Regions from separate parts of the Homo sapiens genome. Here all the other regions are linked to region 2. Evidence: chromatin contacts called from ENCODE Hi-C or POLR2A ChIA-PET data. All regions are on one chromosome and are shown on one strand. The core of a region is the stretch at or near the end of the contact, and the rest is flanking DNA. Distances in the headings are between cores, read along the strand shown.

The links. Hi-C counts contacts between places; a loop is a spot of excess contacts on that map. ChIA-PET counts read pairs that join two places held with the same protein, here RNA polymerase II (POLR2A). Pooled maps may share reads with other maps.
Region 1: a map with no recorded cell type shows a loop between it and region 2 (8-fold over the local background). The contact joins two enhancer-like sites. A Hi-C loop is called at or near these places in 11 of 37 single-sample maps with no recorded cell type and 3 of 50 pooled maps. POLR2A ChIA-PET finds 5 or more read pairs at or near these places in 1 of 52 experiments (GM12878).
Region 3: a loop to region 2 is called in a map of GM12878, with 8 times the contacts of the local background. The contact joins two enhancer-like sites. A Hi-C loop is called at or near these places in 2 of 168 maps with a recorded cell type or tissue (GM12878 and upper lobe of right lung), 6 of 37 single-sample maps with no recorded cell type and 5 of 50 pooled maps. POLR2A ChIA-PET finds 5 or more read pairs at or near these places in 1 of 52 experiments (T-cell).
Region 4: a loop to region 2 is called in a map of CD4-positive, alpha-beta T cell, with 7 times the contacts of the local background. The contact joins the promoter of HACE1 here to the enhancer-like site in region 2. A Hi-C loop is called at or near these places in 2 of 168 maps with a recorded cell type or tissue (CD4-positive, alpha-beta T cell and naive thymus-derived CD4-positive, alpha-beta T cell), 1 of 37 single-sample maps with no recorded cell type and 7 of 50 pooled maps. POLR2A ChIA-PET finds 5 or more read pairs at or near these places in 2 of 52 experiments (activated CD8-positive, alpha-beta memory T cell and naive thymus-derived CD4-positive, alpha-beta T cell).

The regions. Positions count from the first base shown.
Region 1 is chr6:105,458,030-105,462,535 of GRCh38, reverse strand. The region is part of intron 1 of LOC105377921 (a long non-coding RNA gene); the gene reads right to left. Among named protein-coding and RNA genes, the nearest start is that of PREP, 57 kb to the right of the region's middle. RefSeq lists enhancers at 2,990-3,049, 3,060-3,329. Within about 2 kb of position 2,520, at least 5 of the 41 ENCODE cell types and tissues checked have a DNase peak (open chromatin) inside an H3K27ac peak, as active enhancers do.
Region 2 is chr6:106,518,526-106,523,018 of GRCh38, reverse strand. It overlaps CRYBG1 (crystallin beta-gamma domain containing 1), which reads right to left. Exons shown (of 22, transcript NM_001371242.2): 4 at 1,566-3,888. Among named protein-coding and RNA genes, the nearest start is that of RTN4IP1, 110 kb to the left of the region's middle. RefSeq lists enhancers at 2,053-2,102, 2,843-3,332, 2,555-3,754. Within about 2 kb of position 3,243, at least 24 of the 41 ENCODE cell types and tissues checked have a DNase peak (open chromatin) inside an H3K27ac peak, as active enhancers do; they include CD4-positive, alpha-beta T cell, where a contact is called at or near this core.
Region 3 is chr6:105,483,077-105,487,460 of GRCh38, reverse strand. No RefSeq gene overlaps it. Among named protein-coding and RNA genes, the nearest start is that of PREP, 82 kb to the right of the region's middle. Within about 2 kb of position 2,665, at least 3 of the 41 ENCODE cell types and tissues checked have a DNase peak (open chromatin) inside an H3K27ac peak, as active enhancers do.
Region 4 is chr6:104,857,581-104,862,167 of GRCh38, reverse strand. HACE1 (HECT domain and ankyrin repeat containing E3 ubiquitin protein ligase 1) reads left to right here and starts at 2,249. Exons shown (of 24, transcript NM_020771.4): 1 at 2,249-2,601. The coding sequence starts at 2,526. It also overlaps the pseudogene LOC100422315. RefSeq lists enhancers at 2,160-2,454, 2,069-2,568 and a silencer at 2,191-2,820.

The sequences.
Region 1 (4,506 bases), core at 1,271-3,770, 1.1 Mb after region 2:
CAGGGCCTATCAGGAAACTCAAAATGGGAATTTAATATAGGTAACCAGTATGAGCCAACACTAGTGGAACAGTAAACGTAACTCTTTCAGAGTACCTGAAACGTAACTCTTTCAGAGTACCTGAGAAAAGGATACTTTTTAAATCCAAGACCTTTTGAGAACCATGCTCAACAAGTATATTTCCCATGCATTTTAAAAGTTGGGTAGATCCATAACACATTTATTTGTATATGTTATATAAAAATAAAATTTTAAAAAACTTATAAGAACTCAATAAAGAAAACAGCAAAACATTTCCATGGGACTTTTAAAAAGACTAATTGATGGAGACATTATGGCCTCTCCTAAATGGACCTATTCTCTCTAAGTTAATCTATAAAAGAAAGAATTGTTGATACAGCAAAAGGTTGAATTAATCGCCAGATAATTATGCTAAGCAGAAAAAAACAATCAAAAGTGTTATATACTATATGATTCATTTCTATAATATTCTTGAAATGGCTAAATTATAGAAATGTAGAACAGATTAGTGGTTACAAGTGGTTAAGAAGGTGGGTGGGGGCAGGAGGGAATTGGATGTGACTATAAAGGGCAGCAAACAAGAGGGATCCTTGTGGGGCAGAGATGTTCTGTATCTTAACTGTACCAGTGTCAACATCCTGGTTCACATCGTTCTATAGTTTTGCAAGATGTTATCACTGGGGGAAACTAGGTAAGGGGTACACAGGATCTCACTGTATAATTTGTTACAACCGTATGTGAATCTACAGTTATCTCTAAATTAAAACTTTAATTTTGAAAAAGTGAAGCAATTACTTAACCACTGGGGGAAAAATGAAATCATATCCCTATTTCAAACTTGACATCAAAACTAATTCCAGGAGTTTGAAGAGTTGAATATAAAAACAGCTCATATCTACCATATGTTGGGCAATTTCTACGTGCCAAGTATATTCATAGAATGGGAGAGTTCCCCAATCCCCTTGGAGAAATTGCAATAAGGGTGTGGCTCATTTGCTCGGGTCACCATGCACTGAAATGCCTTATGGGAGGGGTAGCATGCAGACGGGCAGGTGCAGGAGTCAGGGCAAGCGTTTTTGGGCTCTGGCCCCATGGTAGCATCTAAGGGTGTGTTACAATTAATATTCTTTTAGCAGTTGCCATCCACGGACAGCTGAGTGTTAAACCAGCTTAGCGGAGGGTCAGGGTGACAGCCTTTTACACCCTGCCCTCTGCCCTCTTGGTACTCGACTCCTTATCCAGCATCCAGAAAGAATCAGGTCACATGGACTTGAAGAATGGTGAATGTGAGGATTTTACTGAGTGATGGGGGTGGCTCTCAGTGGGATGGATGGGGAGCTGGAAAGGGGATGGAGTGGGAAGATAATCCTCCCCTGGAGTTTGGCTGTCCTGTGACCAATCTCCTCTCTGTTCCCAGCCGAACTCCTCTCGACATTCAGACGCTCTTTCTGTTCTTTCCTTCTCTGCTGTGCCACTCTGCCACTGTTTTGCTCCTTTGCTCTTCTGCTTGTGGAGCCTGGGGTTTGGGGTTTATATAGGTACAGGATGGGGGGGTGTGGCAGGCCAAAAGGCAACATTTGGACACAAAAACAGGAATGCCCATTCCCATTTAGGGCCACAGGTTTCCAGGCTTGAGGGTGGTGCCTTTGCCGAGGAACCACCCTCTTCTACCCAGTATTTCCCTGCCTCCTGTCCATGTCATTCATATATATTCTCATGTTATTCTTCCAAGAAATTTGTGATAGAGGTATTATTATCCACATTTTAACAAAGAGGAATATTAGTTCTTTTCCTAAATTTGCACATTAAAAAAGAAAAATCTACACATAAAAGAGAAATAATACACAGCAATGTGTTAACCTTGATTTGGATGAATAAGAGTCTAAGTGTTTTGAGATTTTTCTTCTGTAATTATTTATATGCACTGGGTTTTTCTATAATGAACATGCTTTCTTTTTAAAAAAAATTTTAAGATTATGCGAAAATAAAGGAAGGAATTTTTATCGGGGACAGGAACAAGTCAGTAGGAAGTATGGCTCACACAGCACAACACACAAACCCAGGTTAATATAAACTATGTTCTGATAATTGCATCTAATTACAAGGGAGAGCTAAGCACTAATAATGTTTAAGGTGGACGTTTTTAAAATAACAATTAGCAATTACAAAGGAGAAATTTGGCAACATTTGAGAAATGACTGAATGGAATAAATATAACATTTCTTAAAAGGTGATTTTATAATTACTAATTACTTTTGCTCCAATTTCAATCTACTTGGAAAAAAAAAAAAAGATGGGCAGTCCTGAAGCCACAGGACTGCTGTAGTTGTCCAGGCAAAGAGTAACCAGAACCTGAATTGGGGGATAGGAAGGAAGGGGCAGAGATCAGAAAAGTTAAGAAGGAAGTGAATAAGACTGGTGATTCATTAGCAATAAAGAACAATGGGCAGAGAAAAGCCAGAGTGTGATGTAAGAGACAAAAACAACATTGGCTAGTCTTGGTTTTGCCACAATCCAGTTGTAGATCCTCAGGACAGATATTTAATGCTCTCTTAGCTTTGTTTTCCTCATCCCTACAATGAATGTGTTCCTCTATAACTTCTCAGGTCCCTCCAAGATCTAACGTTTTGAGGCTGAGTGACCAGAATGATGAAGGTAACATGAACAGAAGTCCCACAGAGGAACCTGATCCCAATTTCTGGGATTTAGATGATTCTGTTGAAGCTGTTTGACCTTGGACAAATTACTTAACCCTTCTGTGTGTCCATTTCCATTATAAAATGGTAATAATAATAATAATACTGCCTACCTCGTAGAGTTGTCCTACATAAACCTATAGGGGGGTGCCTAGCATATCATTAAGTCTCAACAGATGTGAACAACCAACAAAAATGCCATCTGTTCTTAAAACTGATCACAACTATGCCTCACGGTTTCATCAGAGAGACTCTCTAGACAACAAAACTTTTGTCATAAAATCCAACTTTTATGACATCCCCTCATATATATTATAGGAGCAGATGTTGGATGTTTATAGAAATGTGACATGTAGGATTTTGAGTAGCTGAGTCACTAGACTTTCAGAGTTGAAGCCTTCAGATACTACGTCCTAGAGTGAGTGCTCGTTGTCACGTCCACTCTTCCTAGCCCAGCACCATCACATCCTAATATTTGTCATAGGTATTACCCCAAAGCAACAGAACATGAAGATCTGAGTCATTATGAAAAAATAAGTGTTGATCCAGCTGCCGTAACTGTCAGAAACAAACCACTCTGAGCACAACGGATGCCAGTGCACCAGATTGTGAGGGTGTGTGACTGACCTCCCAGTCAGTCCTTGGCTCCGTTGCCGTCACTTAAAGGATTTGCAACAAGAACATGGCGATATGGCACATTTATGCACGTATGTGCTTCCCTCCCTGCCCAAGCCTGTTCTCACCTGAATCTCATAATAGGGATGGCAGTTCAAATAACGTCTGCCAACCAAAAAAAAAAAAAATAGTAATTATTTGCCTGGGACTCCAGGAGGAAAACTAAGTACAAGAGTGTCAAACTTCAGGGGAGAGGATACCAGTGAAGAAACATTATTAGAACATATGTCTTGACACTAAAATTATAGGAAACATCTATGCAAAAGATGCAGAGAAATTTTTGCTATTATCATTTAAGATTCCATTGAGTGAATTTTGTAAAACTTGTGATTTCAGAGCCAACTTTCAATTTCAACTCACATAAAGCTGCATGAATCAGGCACTCTCTAGGTCACCATCTAGAACAATGCTAAGGGTACTTTCCAGTGTAAAGTCAGGGTAATTCTCTTCTATCCAGTTCCCTCAACTTCACTTTAATGGCCACCAAAATTGCTGGTATGGAAATTCCTATAATGTAAGGGGAAAATGGCGGTTAAATGATTATTCCTTTGTTTCTCTCTATAGTGGTAAAAATATTTTTGTTTTATCTCTGGCTTAACATTTTTTTCATCTTTGTCAACATTATATACTGACTAGGCAGAATGTTTATATCAAACCTTAGAGTCTCTGGTTTGCAGGTTCATAAATGAAGAAAGTGACTCTGTTTGTTTTTCCTGATCACCTGAACACAAAACAGCCCTATCAGCCTCAGGAGCTAAAACCCAACTATCATGAGCTCATCCCTTACACCTTGAACATTTGATCTTGTAACACATTGCAAGTTCTCATCATCTATCCTTTTGTCTACAGGCATTAGTAGAGATGATCTGTAGTTTTGGTTTTTTCCTTTTTTTTTTTTTTTTCTGCTGACAAAGCTGTGGAGAGGAGGGTGGGTGTTGAAGAAGCTGCTGAAGAAGCACTAGCAGTTTGTCCTTAAACTCAAAAATTTCAGTGGTGCCTACAGCTCTTCCAGTAATTTTTAAAGGGCCTATTTCCCTGAGTTAAATCCTTTTCTTCTTCAAATACCTGGAGGTATTTCTATTTCCAGTTCTGAACATAGACTGATAGTTAATAC
Region 2 (4,493 bases), core at 1,994-4,493:
TCTCAGCAATTATTTATAATATAATAAATTCTGATAGGCAGAACCCATACAAACAAAAGCTCGTTGGGGTTCTCAATCATTTTTAAACATAAAGGGTCCTAACACCAAACATCTGAAACCCAAACTTTATGAAAGTTTATGAAATCACATGAAAAAGGGATCTGCACCTCTGCTGGAAACCCAACCATATATTTTGAAAGAGCTTGCAACATCACATTCTCTGACAGGATTGTAGTAAAAGCCAATACAATACATTGAACCATGCTGCAGTACCCTGTACAGACGAGGAAAGGTGCAAGGTATTTTCTGCCTAGATAAACTGTGTTGGATTGAGGTCCACACTTGCCAGACAGCCGGGTTCACAGGATGGACCACCAGAATACAAACCCTACTCAGGTTTCTAGCCTGGCAGAGCTGATCACTAAACATATATTCCACCTTCCTCTCTCATAGTCCTTTCTCACCTTAAATAAGCTTGGTAACAAAAAGGCGCAATTCACATCAAAAACCGAGTAAAGTAAACATCTTCTGAAGTGAGATAAAAGAAGATGCAGAAATCAAAATTATTCCCCAAAATCATGTTTTGCTGTCTTCTCTCTAATATTTAAGAAAAGATCCAATGAAAACCAAAATTCTTTATTCCCCACAGCTTTGCAGGGTAAAAAAAATATTTCCCTAATGAAAACTAATTCCCAATAAAGACAAAATACTGTCTCAATTGCATAGGATAAACACCTATTGCTACTTATGGGAACAAAGAGTGAATCTCACAGAGAGAAGGATTAAGAAAAAGTTTCCCTGGCTGGGGACTTCCCAAATAGAGGAAGCTCCTTCACAAATCTTCAAAATTCTAAGTATAGCACTGAGCATTTTTACATAGAATAGGTAAGAAAAAGCAACTCATCTGTCTCTGAACTCTAAAAGCTTACCTATACCTTTCATAATACAACATATAAATTCACATGTGCCTTAAAAGATTTATTGCCAGCCAGTCAGGATGGCTCACACCTGTAATCGCAACACTCTGGGAGGCCGAGGCAGATGGATCACGAGGTCAGGAGTTCGAGACCAGCCCAGCCAATATGGTAAAACCCCCGTATTTGTATTTTCAGTCTTTACTAAAAATACAAAAATTAGCCAGGCGTGGTGGCACGCGCCTGCATTCCCTGCTACTAGGGAAGCCGAGGCAGAAGAATCGCTTGAACCCAGGAGGTGGAGGTTGCAGTGAGCTGAGATTGCACCACTGCACTCCAGCCTGGGCGACAGAGCGAGACTCTGTCTCAAAAAAAAAAAAAAAAAAAAAAAAAGATCATGTGCCTTAGAGCATTTGTAGCTTTATCTCCCTGCAAGACTACAGATGCCTTCAGTGAAGACTCTTAGTACATTTTTTTCTTGCACTCTAACGGTCCCTTGTACATTGCAGGTTTTCAAATATGTGATGAATGAATAAAAACTATAGCACATAAGCTTAACCATTTCTAAAAGAATAACATGAGTTGCTCATCATCCTTCTCTTCCCTTGCTTTAAAAATACCCCAAATAAATAATAACACATTGCTACTTACCATTGTGTCTGATAATGACATTCCAGAAAAAGAAATGCTTGGGTCATACCGGCTTGATTTGAAAAGACCCATGAAGTCGGTGTCACTGTTTGCACAGTTTGGCAAGTTTGATTTAATAACACTTTCAATATGATTAGCCTTTTCCATATCATCATTCTTCAGTTTTGACAATTCAGAAAATTTAGTTTCTGGCAAGTGTAGGTTGCTTCGTGAATCCAGATCTTCTTTGGTTTTCTCTTTTTGCGGGTATTTTTCCATGTGGCTTGGACTTTTCAAACTGGAGTGTGATGTACTTGACGAGTTGAAATTGAAGACCTTTAAGGAGTTGTCGGGCAGAAGATTTGACTGTTCTTTGTTCAAACCACAGGGCGGGGCACCCTCAGTCGTGGGCTGTGACACTGAAGACTGAGATAGGGAACCGTTCTGAGAAGTACTGAAAGCCGTGGTCATAGTGTTGACTGATGTCACAGAAGGAGAAAAGATTTTGTCTTGTGGTAAAGAAGATAACAAGCTTGAGAAAAGTGCACTTTTTTCTAGTCTCGATCTCTTAATGCCACCATTTGTGACGTCCCTGTTCTCTTTGTCATTGATTTCCGGCATCACCAGAGGCTCACTGTTCCCATTAGTGTTGGTGTGCAGGGACTTGAAGAGGACGCTCTGTTCAGCAGATGCACGTTTGGGTCTCAGTTTGGATTTTGTGTCAAGGTTCTGCATCAAATGTAAAGCCGGTGACATTTCTGGCTGACTTTCCTTCTTCTTCCCCAAACCAAAGGTAAACACTTTGGGATCAAACACCTTTTCTAAATGGTCTTCGTGAATAGGAGGCATGGCAAAGTGAGGAGCAGGAGAGTTTGGCATCCTGGCCTTCTTTCTTTTCATGGGCATACAAACTGCGCTATCCATCTGTTTTATAATTTCAGTGAATTTTTCCATATCAGAAGAAGAATCAAATACACTATCATCACTACCAGCAGAAATGTTCAAAAGGCTGGCAGGGCTATCCTGGCCATTTGTAACAGTCTGATCTGGCCTTTGAGGAGTGGCTAAGTGATTTCCGCTGCTGGGAGAGTTGGTGGGACTGGATTCAGCCATCAGGGGTGTTCTGCTGCCCTGACTTTGAGCCTGAATAGGCAGAGTTTTCTCTGATGCTGGCGGTATGACTTGTGGGCCAGATTTTGCCGCGAGCTCTGCTGTGCAATGAGAGTGTTCATTGCCCAGTACTTCCTCTTGTGGGGGAGCACAACTTGCAACGGAAACCACTTCAGGTTCATTACTGTGACAAGTTGGCAACTGCACTTCTCTAACTTCAGAGCTCTCTGGGATGACCTGGGAGCTCACATCCTGGGTGCTCTCCACGGGGAGCACGAAGGACCTGACCTGGACGAGGACTCTGGATGGACACTCACTTCCCACAGCTTCTGGACTACGCTCTGTGGACAAAGGAGGGGTTGTTTCTCCTCCAAGTTCTAAAAGTGGCATTTTCTCATTGTTCTGACGAGACACAGGCAAAACACATCCTTTATGGTTTTCTGACACTTTTAGATCAGTGCATGGGAAACTGCTTATGGGTGATTGAACACATGTGTCTTTGGGAACATCCCCAGGAGCGGGTGCAGACAGTGAAAGAGAAGGCCCAGGAGATGACTCAGCAGGGGACTGTGAGTCAGAAAATGTATGCTGTGGCTTTGGCATGGCCGTTGGAGGTAAATCTTTGGTATCCACAGTGGTGGGGATGTCTTGTGCTGTATCGGTTACATTTTCAAGTACAAGGCTTTTGCTGTCTGCAGCCTCTGAGTCCTCCTTCTCTAAGAGCTTATGATCCTTGACAGGAATCAGAGCAGAAGCCACTGGTTCTGAAAGGCAGCCAGCATCTGTTTGTACATCTGCTTTATCATCTTGGTTAGGCTGAGGACCAAGAGCTTGATTCTCAGAAGAGTCTCCATTCATTCCTCTGGTTGCTGGCAGAATCTCTTCTTCCGAGACGGTAACTTTGGTTTCTATAGCAGTTTCCTTAACCAGCACACCATTCTGGGGACTGTTTGGCATTACTTTCTTTTCAGGTTGCTCCATTTCTTTGGCTTTTTTGGCTAAATTCAGCTTTGCCCTCCCAACAAACGTTTTACTAGAGGCAGGAGTATTCCTTTGGCCTCGAATGTCAGTGTGTCTTGGGCTACTGTTTGTCCGTTTGTTTTCAAATAAGGAGATTTTGGTGGCAGTGTTGCCTTTGTGAACTGGCTGGCTAAATGGATTGTGCTCATTTCCCAAACTGTCAAGATTCTTAGGGGTTTTAAGATTTAGTTCCACATGTTTGGGCTTGGCAGGGCTGTGAGGAAAAAGCAGGAAGATAAAGTTATTGACCTAGTTTTAAAAAGTGAACACACAAACCAATTAATTATAAAACTATGAAAAGCCAACATCTCCCTGATATATAACATTTGGAGTGTGGTGTGTGTGTGTGTGTATGTGTGTGTGTGTGTGCGCACACATGTGTTTTTAAGACAAGGTCTTGCTCTGTCGCCAAGACTGGAGTACAGCAGTGTGATCATAGATTGCTGCAGCCTCGAACTCCTGGGCTCAGGCAATCCTCCTGCTTCAGCCTCCCAGGTAGCTGGGACTACAGGCACATATCACACACCCAACTAATTTTTTTATTTTTATTTTTTTGTAGAATGGGGTCTATGTCACCCAGGCTGGTCTCAAACTCCTGGCTTCAAGCAATCCTCCCATCTTGGCCTCCCCAAGTGCTGGGATTACAGGCATGAGCCACCATTCTCTGCCACATTTGTTTTTTAATGAAACTATTTTTAAATAGTCCTAAGTACACTACCAACTATTTTTAATGGGTGTTTTGCTTGCATATGAGGGATCGGAAGATTATATAGCCAAGAAACTCTAGGGATGAGGGATGAACTAATTTATTGAGTACGT
Region 3 (4,384 bases), core at 1,416-3,915, 1.0 Mb after region 2:
CAACCCTCTTTCCCGCTCATGCCCACTGTTAAATTAAGTGTAGCCTAAAGCCACCTCCTTACATATTTTAAATTCAGCCCAAAGCTTTCTCTATATAGTGAACTATAACCTAAGTGGATGTGTAAACAGACCGTAACCTACTCTAGTGACAATCACCAAGTTTCAGCCAATCAAGGGTGGCCAACTATTCAAACCATGTTCAAATAAGGCTCACTCCAAGCTGTAACCAATAAGGCTGTTTCTGTTCCTCACTTCTGTTTTCTGCACATCACTTTCTTTTTCCTGTTCATAAATCTTCTTCCACCACATGGTTGCACTGGAGTCTCTGAGCCTCTTCTGATTTGGGAGGCTGCCCGATTCACATACCGCTCTTTGCTCAATTAAACTCTGTTAAATTTAATTTGTCCAAGTTTTATCTTTTAACATCACAAACCTACCCCAGGTCTCTCCTTTGAAAAATTATTATTTTGAATGTAGAGTTGGTCTGGGCGTGTAGCAACAAGAATGTGTCTGTGCATTACAGAGATACAGGGAGCAAATTTAAAGGGCTTCCTCAAGCTCTGATATCAATAGAGGCTCAGGTAAGAGACAAGTTTCCCTTGGAGGGAGGAGATGGGGTGCTGGGAAGGACTGAGGTCCAGGATATACCTCCCCTTCAAGGGGCCTGGGCCTAGGCCCTCACTGCCTATGTTTGCATGGAAACCTCCAGAGCGGAGCAGGGTCGGGGCTTCAATCCTCAAGACAAAAACTTTCTCAGCTGACTTTTAGAACAGAGGGCAAAGATATACAGATAAAATATATCCCTCTGTATCAATGCAAAGCATTATCTCTGTCCCAGAAGAGTATTTGCGGTAAAAAGAAACACTGAAATCAGAATAGAAATAGTCATAGCAGGAGTCAGGTGCGGTGGCTCATGCCTGTAGTCCCAGCACTTTGGGAGGTTGAGACAAGAGGATCACTTGAGGCCAGGAGTTCAAGACCAGCCTGGGCAGCACAGCATGACCCTGTCCCTACAAAACAATTAAATATTTGTTTAAATAAAAATTTTAAAAAATATTAACAGAAGGACGGAACTTGACTCGTGCAGGTATACAACTAAGGGTTTGGCTACACATGCACAGGCCTGCTGTCAATGTGTTATTAACATTTAGAGCTGAAATAATACAACTTAGAATCATCTTAATGAAAATACCAGAGCCAACCTCTGCAGCTGCTTATAACATAGTCACCTTGCCTCAGGACCAATTTCTCCCCTGAACTCTTATTAATCTTCAACATTCAAGATAGAAGATTTAATGTTCTCTCTGGATTGTTCAGAGATTTATGACACCTATAGAAATGTTCATAAAATTTGAGGCTATGCAAGCCTTTTGGCATCTGTCTCATTGTTATCGGAACCATAAAAGTCATCACCATCTTGTCCACAGCCAGTCTTTTCTTCCTAGATAATCCGGGGAAAAATAAAGTTGCCTCTGAGTCTCTGAGTATCTGCTTGAAGCAGGCTCTGTTGTCAGGTGTGTGTGTGTATGTGTGTGTGTGTGTGTTGAAGGAATAGTGGTGTCATATCAGGGAAGGGAGAGAGAGAATAGCAGATCAACCTGTATGTGTTTGAGGACTTAAAGGGGAATTTTGAGAAATTGTTTCTAGAGCAACTCATTTTATCTGTCAAAAGGATGCTGCAGTATGTACGTCGCTCACTTCAGCCTGGTTCTCTGGCCCAGCCTACCCAGGAGTGGTAGTCTCCGGAGTGTACACAGAGAAGGGAAGCAGGTGCTTCAACTCCCCCAGCATCTGGTTTAGATGACCACAATGCTGAGAACACCTGCAGCCTGCATTTCAGCCAAGTCTGGCCTCCCATTGTATTCGATTGGACTTTCTGCCTTGAGCAAGAAAAAGGAATTGTTTATCAGATTTGCCAAAGGATCTCCGGGGAGGTGGAGAAAGACAGGATAAACAAACCTACAACAAGCAAGGGTAAGCAAAGCACTGGGAGACTTGGATTATTTGTGACTGTCCGAGGTAATCTTTCAACCTGACACAAAGTAAGTAAAAGCTGAGAGAGAGAAGCAAATGTTAGCATGGACCAAGTCAGTTTCCCAGCGGTTCATGAGGGAACCGATATTAGATCATCTTGTCCAAACTCTGGTCCTAGGCTGACACAGAAATCAAATTCTCAAGACTGGAAAGACTTTCAATCAAACAACAAGGGTTTAAAAGATGACTGTCCTAGAAAAATCTTACAAAGAAGATGGTCTTACCACTTGCGTAGCAAATGTTCCATTGCGCACTTTATAATTTCATATTTTGTAATAACTACGCAATGGGTAAGCTGGTTACCTGCAAATCATATCAAAAGCGATAATCTTGGTTTTACTTCTCTAACCAATGTAAGCAAAGCAAGCACGTCTGATATAGCGATATAATACAACTTCATGGTTGGTATATAGGAACAAAAATTAAATTAACGCGCTTATTTCCAGGGCCTCAGAAAATAGTTTAGCGGTATCATATATTGTGTTTTCTTAGTAAATAATTCTGCAGGAACCCCTTCTTTTTCTTTCCTTTGTATAGAGCCCCAACTAGTGGAATATTGGAAAACTGCACTTAAAGAGAAAACATTTAAATAGGAGATGACCACAGGTCTCTCTTCCTCAGGTTAAGAGCCAGTAAGATCGTACAGACACTGCTCATTTTGGGGTGTGGAGATATGGACAAGGCGCTGAATTAAAAGGGGAGGGGTGTGTGAAACTGGCTTATACTTAGCTCCTCACAGGCATAAAGGGCAAACTCGTACTGATGAAAACAAGTGCAATCTCTGGCATTTGAAATGAGTCAATGGGCTATATCTATCACTAGTTTGAGAAAGGAAAATATTTATTGAGTTCAGAACTTATCTTCTTGAAGATATCTTTTCCAAAGAAAGAGGAAGATATCCTGTGACACAAGATTGTATATGTTGGAGGAAAGAGACCTGGTTTCACAAATTAGATGAGAAGGCAGTTGGCAACATTGTCCCACTGGTGCAGAACAGAACAGAACAGGTAACACTGTGCCTGTGCTGGGGTCGGTGAGAAGGAAGGGAGAAAGCAGGTGGAGGCAGCAAAGTGAAGGGAAGGACTCCCACACAAACAACTAAGAGTCAAATATAGACACCTGGAGAAGTGATTTATGACACAGATTTTCCTGAAGGAATGAAATCTTAGGGGTTCTCGGGCTTTTAACTTTGTTCCTTTCTTTGTTTGTTACCTCTCCATTTCAAGGAATCTCATGCTTGTAGATTTTTTTAGGAGTCTTGGCTCCCTTGCCAAAAAGCACCAATAAAATGCAGGCAGCCTGGAAAGGTTATAAAAATGCAAGATGAATTCATCAATCAGACAAGGTCTTGTCTGTACGTGCAACAGGGGGTTCACAGACAGGCTTCAGGGACTTGGTGGAGCTCCCTAACAAGATGTGTAACTTCTGTGTGTGTGCATTCTTCTGGATTTTATAGCTTTTATCAGATTCTCAAAGGGGCCTGTAACCCAAAAGAAGAATAAGGAATATAACTGTATAGAAATCTGCACACAGACCAAAAAAAAAGCAAAACTCACACTCACATTTTAATGGATGCCCCTCAGAATGATCCCAGACTCCATGAAATTCTGCTCTTAGAGAAGCCAAACAGAGATATCAGATTATTTCAGTACATCATGAGTCAGACTGTAGCCTTCTCTTTTATCATGCAATGACTCTTTGAACAGAGAGCTGCAAGACGTTTTTTGTTGCATTTTGCACTGCTGTGATGGCATAGGGCACCCTTCTCAAACCTCAACGTGCTGTCCTTGAGCAGGTTCCAAGCTGATTAACCTCCATTAACCAGCTTTCTTCACCGTGCATTAAACAAACAAGATGAATTACGCTCAAAGATCCAAAAGCAGCAGCAATCATTTTTGTTAGTTTTTCTTAATAGATTAAGCAGTGGAAAATAGAAAAAAAAAATGCTGAACTTTGGGACTTGAAGACTTACTCAGCACATTTGGTTGTTATCAAAATTAAATCATGAAAGCAGAGTTTTTTATACCACTTCATGTTTGTGGTGGTTATTAAATAAACTCTCCAGTTTTTCATTTCTTTTGAAAGGGGATTTGTTTAAATACTACTTATTTGAAGATTATTAAGTCTCCAGAGTTCAGGGATAACCAGGGCGATAATGCCATGGTGATGCTATCTAACTTCTTTTATGGCATCAGCTTTCCCATAGATTTTATTCAACAAATGACTTGGTTGTGAAGAAAAGCTGTTTATTAATCTGTCTGTCTTAGCCTTCACCTCCCAACCAGACAGTTAATCGTCCAAGGGGAGTTTGAGGGATAACTAGAGAACACACATCATCTATAAGTAATCC
Region 4 (4,587 bases), core at 1,000-3,499, 1.7 Mb after region 2:
AGGTGAGAAAATCTACTCTTTAGCTAATAATAATCTATAAGAAGCTGTTTAGCTGTTTTGGTGTTCTCCTGGGCAGCTTTCTTCTTGGTGTGATAAGTTGCCCTGTCTAATACGGTAACCACAAGGCACATACAGCTATTTAACTTAATTAGTTTCATTACTTATACTTTAATACAAATTTAAAATTCAGTTGCACCAGCCACATTTCAAGCACCCAGTAACCCCATTTGGTTAGTGGATGCTATTTTGGACATTGCAGATTATAGAATATTTCTATCATTGCAGAAAGTTCTGTTGGACAGGAGGTGATAAGCTGATAGTAGTACTGCAGCTTTATACATTTTGAAGCAGAGCTATTGGGAGACGGCATCATATTGCAGAATTTGGAACTGACAATTCACATCAGCATTACCTGTTCCATTATCTTCTGCTCCTGTGGTGAACAGTGACCAGCATGAGATGCAATGCCCACCATGGAGGCTGCTGGGGGCTCCTACCCCTGCCCACAAACTCCAGGCTTGGTCCTCACAGGACGTTGGAGGTAATTTATATGGAGCAACAGCCTAGAGAGCAATGGTGATAACAGCAGCTGAGAGAAGCTGAGGGGCCAACTTCTGTACAGCAGTGGGAATCCTGACTTTTTGAATAGCATAAGAGGCCAAGCAAGACTGGAACATTTTTAGTTGAAGCCAGGTTGCAAATGGTTGAGCCTGGGCTAGACTGGTCCATAACGTCTGGTATTTCTTTCTTCCTTTCCTTTTTTTTTGAGACAGGGTCTCGCTCTGTCACCCAGGCTGGAGTGCAATGGCAGGATCTCAGCTCACTGCAGCCTCTGTCTCTCGGGTTCAAGCGATTCTCCTGCCTAAGCCTCCCGAGTAGCTGGGATTTCAGAGGCACACCACCACGCCCGGCTAATTTTTGTATATACATATTTTTAGTAGAGACAGGGTTTTACCATGTTGGCCAGGCTGGTCTCAAACTCCTGACCTCAAGTGATCCGCCTGCCTTGGCCTCACAAAGTGCTGGGATTACAGGCATGAGCCACTGCGCCCAGCCTCTGGTATTCTTTTGAAACTTTGACCTCTACCACCTTGTTGCCAGACTGGTTTAGGTATCATCTGATTAGGTGAAGATTACAGAGGTCTTCCCCGTGCCTGTGGCACCACTGGCACAAATGGTCACTAGCTGGAACTGATTTAGGACGGCACTGGCAGGGAAAACACATGCCAACCACCATCTGCCCCTTCATATCCTGAATGGGCAGGTGAGACTCTCTTTCACTTGGCCAGCCAACATACATCATCAACGTACATGTGCCCATTCATTTCAGGAACAGCTTTGTCTCTTTGAGGAAGAGAAGCTGAAAAAGACAAGCCTTTTGTTTCTCCCTCACTCCAGCATCATCTTGGCACTGGTAATATATCCAAGATATATTGGTGTTAGCCAGGCTCACATTTACCCCTTTGATTGGGTTAATTTTTTGAAGTTCCAACTTCTGTTGTTTCAAGTGTTCAACTTCTGTGCAGAGCTTATGAATATGATTTTTCGCCACTGAGTTCATTTCTTCCACAATGTAGGTATCCAAATTTTTTGTAACTTACAAAGTCAAATCCTTTGGATTTCCCACTAGGCTGTGTCATCACATAGACACTTTAGCATTGTACCAAATAAATGAAAAAATTTTTTCAGGTTGTCATCATTCATATCTTCCCCAGAGCTTTAACTTTGTGCTAGGTGCCTTGTTAAGTACAGGGATACAACACAGTTCAAGATTAAATGTCCCTGCCCTCATAAAGCCGCCCGGCAGGAAAAACAACTAATTAAGCTATTGTCAAGTTATTTACAATGAAGACAAAAGCACAATATGCTTTTGGATTTGTTTGATTTTATTACTCTTTAAGTTTGACATATGAAAATACCATACTTAAAACAGTTCATGTAGGGTACCTGAAACAAAGGCACTAATACAGTACTAGAAAGGTGGTGACGGATTTAAGAACAATTGTGCCAATTTCTAATCTGTTTTATAGTAAAGTTATAGAATTGGAGGAAACTGCTCCTGTACAACTTTGGAGGAGGGTAGGAGGAGCAGGGCGTGAGAATGCCTTTCCAGAAGCTTAGGAGTACGCCCAGTCGCTGCGTGGCTTCCCGCATACTCAGCCCTGCGCCCGCGTTGGCGTGGCCTGGGCGCCCCCAACGTGACTCCGCCCAGGGCGCTCCGTTCTGCCAGCTGGAAACTACAGTTCCCAGAAGGCCACGCGAGCCCGGGAGGGACGCGGCGGCGGGGGCTGCAGGAAAGGCGCGAGCAGAGGCGGCGGCGGGTGTACTGTAGGTGGTCGGTCCGGCAGCAGCCCGGCCCCCGGACGCAGGACGTGGCCCCAGGCAGCCCTCGCAGCTCAGTGCTCTAGCCGGGGCAAGCCCGCGTCTCCGCCTGCTGGACGGGCCCAGGCGAGATGTAGGGCTCTGGGCGCGGAGGCCGCCGGTGGGGCGGCTGATCGCGGAGGATCGCGGAGGGCGCGCCGAGGATGGAGAGAGCGATGGAGCAACTCAACCGCCTGACGCGCTCGCTGCGCCGCGCGCGCACCGTGGAGTTGCCCGAGGGTGAGCCGGGTCGCGGGGCCAGGCTGGCCGCGGGGCTGGGGGCGGCCAGTGGGGCAGGAGCTCCGGCCGCGTCAAGGTCGGGTGGAAAAACTAACTGAAAGCTGAGAAAACGCCCACTTTTACTTTCCAGAGCTGAGAGGCGGCCCCGGGCCCCGAACTCCCCTGGCCCGACGCTCCCACCCCGGCAGGTGGGAGTTTTCGGGAGGAAACTGGGTTGGTGGGGGTTCCGCTGCTGGGAGGAGCGAGACAAAGGTCTCGCAACGTCTGTCGATTAGGGGTCTTGGCAAAGGGGCAGGAATACCAGCCGGAGGCCCGAGACCCGGAGTCAGAAAACATCATAATTGCGGGTCATTTAACAGTAGCTGGGGATAGAGATGATCCAAAGATACTGTTTACTTTAAGCTGCATCGGGGGGCCAGGCGGGCTTTTATTTTTGTTATTTTTTAAAATGTGGGGCACTGCCTTGTTTTGATAACAGGCAAACAAAGGGTTGTCAAACATCAAACAGGTACTCTTAAAGTACTGTATGGGTAAACACAATATATTTTTCTTTAATATGCATGCCTGCCTTCATTCTTCATTTATTCATCAGACTAGTATTGAGTGGGCTAGCTGGTAACTAGGACGCATCTGCAAAGAGGAATAAGGCATGGTCCCTGAGGATCAGGACTTTTAGTTCAGCGTGCCAGGGTTCCCTCAGGACAGGTAAAACTCTGCTAATAACAAGGAGAGAAAATAAGCAGTTTTGTTTGCAGCGTCAGGAATTCAGACATTTTAGTGGTGATGGGAGACAGCAGTGCTGCTTCTAAGAAGCTTTTGGCTCTTTATGCCCAAGTGAGAGAAGGGTTGGGAGGAGGTTGTAGCTGGTGAATAGCTTTTTTCTTAATTGTAGTAGTTTATCTTACTTTTTCAAAACTCTCTTTGAATTGCTGCTGGGTGGTTTGTAGGATAGGGAAGGAGACCTTGGCAGACGGTCATGAAAGAAATGTGGGATTGGGTACTTTGGCGATAATTTTCTTTCCTTTCTTTTATAGAGATGAGGTCTCACTATGTTCCCCAGGCTGGTCTTGAACTCCTGGGCTCAAGTGATCCGCACCCTGCTCCCCCCAAAGTGTTGGGATTACAGATGTGAGCCACCGCGCCTGGCCTGGGGATAATCTTCTTGAAAAAATGGTCTCTAGTCTCTATTTAGAATTCAGATTTTGGTAACTAGATTCTAGCTTCAACTTTTTCTATATTTTCTTTCCAACTTCCACCTTTGAATCCATTTCTTAAGTGCTACTCTTACTTATTTTTCGTAGTCGAATTATTGGTATAGCTTTATGAAGACTACATGTATAATTTATATTGTCTAGTTTGAATCCCGATATTTTTTACATAAATGTGATTTAGAAGACTTTGATAATGTTACTTGGTTTTAAAAGTAATATAGTTTCATTGTAGAAAATTTGGAAAATAAAGAAAAATAGAAAAAAATATGTCATTTCACCATCCAGTTATAAACAGTGTTACCATTGTTATTTCTTTTTCCCTCCCTAACAAGTTAAAATCATGTTGCATATAGTCTTTTATTTTGTGTTTAGAAAACATCCTTTTTTTTTTTTTTTTTTGAGACGGAGTCTCACTCTGTCGCCCAGGCTGGAGTGCAGTGGCGCCATCTCGACTCACTGCAAGCTCTGCCTCCGGGGTTCACGCTATTCTCCTGCCTCAGCCTTCCCAGTAGTTGGGACTACAGGCCCCTGCCACCAGGCCCGGCTAATTTTTTGTATTTTTAGTAGAGACGGGGTTTCACCGTGTTAGCTAGGATGGTCTCGATCGCCTGACCTCGTGATCTGCCCGCCTCGGCCTCCCAAAGTGCTGGGGGATTACAGGCGTGAGCCACCGTGCCCCGCCCCAAATGTTTTTTTTTTTTTGTATTCTTCAATAGGCTTAATGACTTCAGAATTTCATAGGATGCATGTAACAAATGTTGAATCTAAATACTGT